Linked DNA regions of Homo sapiens: region 2 is linked to region 1. A link is a contact called in ENCODE Hi-C or POLR2A ChIA-PET data. All regions are on one chromosome and are shown on one strand. Each heading gives the region's core, a stretch centred on a gene start or an enhancer-like site at or near the end of the contact. The rest is flanking DNA. Distances are from core to core; before and after follow the strand shown. Region 1 holds the start of TARS1-DT (TARS1 divergent transcript). Region 2 holds the start of NADK2 (NAD kinase 2, mitochondrial).

What was found. Hi-C counts contacts between places; a loop is a spot of excess contacts on that map. ChIA-PET counts read pairs that join two places held with the same protein, here RNA polymerase II (POLR2A). Pooled maps may share reads with other maps.
Region 2: a map of CD8-positive, alpha-beta T cell shows a loop between it and region 1 (7-fold over the local background). The contact joins the promoter of NADK2 here to the promoter of TARS1-DT in region 1. A Hi-C loop is called at or near these places in 4 of 168 maps with a recorded cell type or tissue (CD4-positive, alpha-beta T cell, CD4-positive, alpha-beta memory T cell, CD8-positive, alpha-beta T cell and 1 more) and 9 of 50 pooled maps. POLR2A ChIA-PET finds 5 or more read pairs at or near these places in 1 of 52 experiments (CD4-positive, alpha-beta T cell).

What each region holds. Positions count from the first base shown.
Region 1 is chr5:33,439,377-33,442,076 of GRCh38, forward strand. It overlaps TARS1-DT (TARS1 divergent transcript), which reads right to left and starts at 1,258. Exons shown (of 3, transcript XR_001742630.2): 1 at 829-1,258. TARS1 (threonyl-tRNA synthetase 1) reads left to right here and starts at 1,589. Exons shown (of 19, transcript NM_152295.5): 1 at 1,589-1,767. The coding sequence starts at 1,711. RefSeq lists enhancers at 935-1,522, 1,177-1,486, 1,587-1,776, 2,037-2,096, 2,111-2,697.
Region 2 is chr5:36,240,538-36,243,237 of GRCh38, forward strand. NADK2 (NAD kinase 2, mitochondrial) reads right to left here and starts at 1,388. Exons shown (of 12, transcript NM_001085411.3): 1 at 962-1,388. The coding sequence starts at 1,261. It overlaps LOC124900962 (a long non-coding RNA gene), which reads left to right and starts at 1,365. Exons shown (of 3, transcript XR_007058733.1): 1 at 1,365-1,491. RefSeq lists enhancers at 293-362, 1,713-1,912 and a silencer at 453-1,472.

The DNA of each region.
Region 1 (2,700 bases), core at 8-2,507:
TTACCCACCCCTCAGAGGGCTTCAGAAGCTTGTGGATACAATCCCAGCGACACAGGTTATGATAGGGAGAAGAGGAATTCTGTTGAGGGATTACAAAGGAGAATGAATGTATCAGGAACACATTAATTTGTACAACATCTTGTGAAAGGGTCTGCTCAGGTGTGATTACTACATTCTTGGTCTTACAGGGAGGCAACAAAAACAATTATGTTCCTTGTGATGTGTCTAAACTTTATCCTTTGCTTTGGCAGAGATGGCGTGGGGATTTAGGGGAGTGGGACCTTGAGGCTTCTTCAGTTCAGATGTCAAAACGCCATTATTTGGGGGTATGTTTCTGCGCCTCCAACACTGTTTAACAGGGAGGCTTGTTTCATCCAGTAAGGGAGTCAAGAAATGGTTCCCCGAAGAAAACGATTCTTGAAATCTGACAATAAATGAGGTGTCAAACAGGCAAAAAGTGTGTCGGAATGAGCACGGATGAGGGTAGGGTGGAAAAATCTTGGTACTTAGTCTGTGGGAAGACCTGAGGAAAAAAAGCCACTACAGTTTATAGTTCAGTGTATGGTGGGCGAACGAGATGAAGCCGAAAACTTGGACAATCAGGGATTGTCCAAGAGCAAGGGAAAGCCACCAAAGATTTTTCAGCAGATTGCCGTGATCATATTTGTATTTGAAGACTACAACGATGCTGTATGAAAAATGGATGCACAAAGCCGAATTGGGAAGCTATTGTTCCTGGAAAGTATAACCCTGAAGGCGGAGAGTTGTAGAGAACAGAACTGATGTTTAAAAAGAAAAATCCACAAAACGTGGTGGTGGAGCACGTACCTGAAGTTATGCCTATTGCGCTTCTGATTTCAAATAAGTAATTGTTTTAAATTGCCTACTAACATAAAAAAGCCCAGTCGATTCCAAACACTGGCACCCAGGCGTGAGAATCCATGGTTATTTCCTTGGGTGAGCTTTATTGTATTTTTGCGGGCGCTATGGAAATGCTCCTCCAGGCAGTACAGATCAGCAGCGGCTCGTAGTGAAGAACGTTCAAGGAAGAGTTTGTCCCGGATCAACAGGACATGGGGCTTGGGAAGCCTGGACTGCCATGAGGAAGGTCGATTCACCACTACAGACAGGGAGCCTGAGGCCTGGGTGGTGCCGACAAGTCGGCAGTCACGCCAGGTCAGGAAGCGCCGAAGCCGCGGGAAACCCTGGACTCCATCCCGGGATTTGTCCCCGTGTCGAAGATGGTATCCAGGTCGCCGAAAACTTCCCGGAAGTTTAGACCAAGACCTACTTATTATCTACGGTGTCCGGGAAGGTCCATGATTGTTCCACATAAAGTCAGAAGGGAGGAAAGGCGCACGCGCATTGGGGACTTGACTCTGGAAAGCGTCCAGACCAAGGTCAGCGGAGAGTAGGCATGTAGCTTCTGCAGTTGCTCCTCCTCACCCTCCGCGACCTGATTTCCTAGAAGGGCTCTGTCACCCGAAAAGATTTTCCACTGGCTTAGAGGAGGGAGGGCCCGCCTTCCCCCGTTATCCATTGGCTGCTCGTTCCGCCGCAAGTTGGGGGCGGGGTTAGGGCGCCTTTCGATTGCATCAGCTGGTCCAGCCGAGGCCAAGTCCCGGGCGCTAGCCCACCTCCCACCCGCCTCTTGGCTCCTCTCCTCTAGGCCGTCGCTTTCGGGTTCTCTCATCGCTTCGTCGTTCGCCAATGTTTGAGGAGAAGGCCAGCAGTCCTTCAGGGAAGATGGGAGGCGAGGAGAAGCCGGTGAGCAAACTTGGTGGGACCCAGAGACCAGCCTGGGACTCTAGTGGGTGCAGACGCTACGCTCGCGGCGGGAGCGGGGGGCAGGAAGCAGGAAGCGGCCGGGACCGCGTGGGTCGGAGAAGTGGGGGATGGTGGGACTCCTGGAAAGTCGGAACCCCCTTTGGGAACCATCCATTCATAAATTAGGGTGGGGCCTTGCAGTTCATCTGTGGGTCCATTCTCTTTACAGATGAGGAAACAGACCTTGAGTGAGCGACTTGTTCAGAGCCTCACATCTACAGTAGTTAGACGCGGAGACAGAATCAGAATCTTAGGCTTGAGGCTTCCAAACTTGCGTTTATGGCTTACTGTAAGCGGGAAACACATTGCAGAGCCTTATTTAATCAATCTCCTAAGATCCTGCGGGGGTAAAGAGCTCCATTTTAAGGAAAGGAAAACCGAGTGCCCGAGATCTGACCCAGCTTGTCCAAGTTTGGGTGGTTAAGTATACATTTTGCCCGGCACTGATCTGGGCGGTGCATGTGGGAAGATGAATAGGGCCCAGTTCCCCGACTTTGAGGGCCTCACAGGCTGATGTGTAAGAGACAGGAAAACAGCCCTAGTGCTTTGTGATCAACCTTGTGGTATTACAGAAGAGGAAGTTTAGGAAGGCACTTTAGAATTTAGTTTGGAAGAATGATTTCACCAGGTAAACAGGCAGGACGGGGCTTCCCACGTAAAGGTAGGGAAGGCAGTGAAAAGGGGCACGCAGGTGAATTGTCTTTCGGGTTGTTTGCAAGAGATATGCCAGAAGGGTTAAAGGAACAGTAATCAGAAGGATCTTAGGCAACAAGGATGTTTGAAACTTGTATTCTATACATGAAGGATCTTAAGCAGGAAGATTGTATTTGTAAAAGTCACGCTGGCATTGGGATAGAAGGTTAGGCCACATGC
Region 2 (2,700 bases), core at 138-2,637, 2.8 Mb after region 1:
CAATATATTTTTCTGGACATACTGCTCATGGTAGCACCGGGCACTCTCCTTTTCCTAAAGTTGGTGGATGGTGGTATGGGATCAGAAACTGTTTTTAAAGTTGGTGGGGGGGGATGACAACAGGAAGATTCAAACTCTGGTTTTTCCCTTGGATTTGTATCTTTGCAGATATATTAATAAACATATCAAATATGGTATATTGTGGAGATACTGCTGCACAAGAGTCGCAGGCTTTTTTATTTCACACACTACCCAGTATACCAGCCCCTTGTCCTGACATTTCTCCTTAATAACGTACATATACAAGTCAAATTTTCTCCCTTTTCCTTCTTAGCACCAAAGACCTGTGCTTTTAAAACAAGCTCGTAGTGTCCAACGACCACGTTCCAGCAAGGAAAAGGCTCACGCTGAAGGACTTTCCGGAGTGCCCTAGGCCTCGCAGTCCTGCAGAGTAAAAGGGGGTGTGTCCGCGGTTGTTTCGGCCCTTTTCCCCCGGCAGCCCTCAGCGGCGCCCTGGGCCCCCTTTCTCGCGGCGGCCAGGGGAGCTGTTCGCAGGGCGTCCAGACCTCAGGCCACTGGCTCACTTTCTTGGAGTGGGTCCCAACCAGGGAACGAGGGCGGGGGCGGCGAGGGCACCAACGAATCCTCAAACCCCTCACTCTGAGGCCACTCGGCAGCCCCTCTTCGCCCTCCCCGCGGCGCCCCTGCCTCCTAAGTCCCTGCATGAACCACTGTCCCTCTCTCTCCCCCTCTCCCCGGCCCTGCCTCTCCCTCGCACACACGCCCAAAGGCAAAGGAGGCCCAGGGAGAAGCCAGAGGACCTGGGGGCCGCGAGAGAGGCAGGACCGGCATCTGCGGTGCCCTGGGAAGAGTCGTCCCGAGAGGTCCCCCCGAGGGGGCGCAGCCGCCACCAGAGCCCCGGCCGAGCCCGGGAGCGAAGCGGGGCCGAGCCAGGACCCACCAGCTGCTTCAGGTCCTCCTCCGAGAGCTCCGCGTAACGGTACCGCTGCTGCTCGAACTCGTACCGGGTGGTTTTGGCCACCACCACCACCCGGGAGGGGCGGAAGCCGCCGTCCGCGCGGCTGCCACAGCCCGCCAGCTCGCGCGGCTGCCCCTGCCCCAGGTGCCGCCGGCCGCCACCGTCACCGCCCAGCCGGGGCCGCGCGGCGGGGCCTCCCGCACCCGGTCCCCGCAGCGCCGCCGCCCGGCCGCCCGCCACGCGACAACAGCTGCCCAGCAAGAAGCCTCGGTAGCAAGTCATCGTGGGCCGGGCCGCGGCCGCGGGCTTGGGCTCGGGCCCCTTGCCTCAGCTCCCTACCGCCGGGAGTGCGCGCCGTCCGCGCCGCCCGGGCCTCTAACTTCGCGCCGGACGGGCAGAGGTTAAGTGCCAGGACGTGCGTGGCCCACGCGGCTAGGGGGACGTACCCAGGCGTTGACGAAGGCGGGGAAAGCGTGGCGATTGGGAAACGGGAGACCCCACGCGGGAGAAAGGTGGGCGGGGAAGAAATGGAGGCCCCAGCTAGTGGGTTTTGTTTGTTTGTTTATTCGTTTCACTCACGCCTGCATAATGGCTGCTTCGCCGCCCGGGGGCGACCTCCCCGCACCACACGCTTCCCCGAGGTCGCTCTTCTCCCGCCCCCAGGCTAACTCTATCGGCCAATCAGAGCCCGCGGCGGCTCCGGATCCGAGGGGCCGCGCCATTGGCTGCGGCCTGAGAAAGAGGTAGAATTCTGTTAGGCGATTGCGTCGCCCTGAGGAATCCAGCTGGATCCGGTCTGAGGCGGCGCGGGGCCAGCGGGTGGGGTTTTGAGCGGCTGGCGGGAAGGCAGGTTCCTGGCATATGCTCGCTTGGGTTCTGTTCTGCAGGCCGACCACGTGCCCATTGGTTTATTTGACCAGGGTCGGTGTGATAGCTGGTGTGTCTGGGGCCGGGCTGGGGGCTGAGGAGGCGGACCCGGCTCCTGCTGCACCGTGTGCGTGGCTTGGCACGAAATCCTCTCGGCGTGGGACCCAGTGCCCGCCCCGCTGCCCCCTGCCCCCCCGAAGAGCCCTACCTATAGGACAAAGTCCAAATGAATTAGTTCTTTGAAAGCTTTTAACTGGAAAGGAGTGAGTTAAAGCAATGTTTGATGACTATTGATCTGGCTTTGGAATCTTGGGTAGCTTGGGAGGCAAGAAGAGGAGGAAGGGATGCTGTTGGGATAATGACCCGTGGAGTGATCAGGACCTGGGCTGGGGTGTGACGAGAACAGAAGGAAACGTCCCATTGTAAGGGGAGAACCACATGGCAGTGCACATCCTGCTGTTCAATTCCGCAGCTCCTTAGATCCCCTTCCCCTGGCACTGTGTTTGCTCCTTTGTAGTCCTGGCGCTACGTCGCTTCTGGACTTTGGGCAGGTTACCTCATCTTTCTGGGCCTCAGATTCCTCATCTGTAAAAAGGGGGTTAGGGTGACCCCAAGGTTCTACCAAGTCCAAATCGATTCAGTGAATCTATGACTCTCCTCACGGGCCCACCAGCACCAGCGTTCATTCGTGGGTTCCCGCGGTGTGCCTGCTGTGTGCCAGGTAGTGTATTGGACTGGGAGCATACACAATGAAGCCCGATAGGTGTTTACTTGGTAAAGTTCTACCACTGACCCGTTCTCACCAAGAACTTTCCCTCACAGCAGCTGCTAATAGTGACGTGTAGTGTAACAAC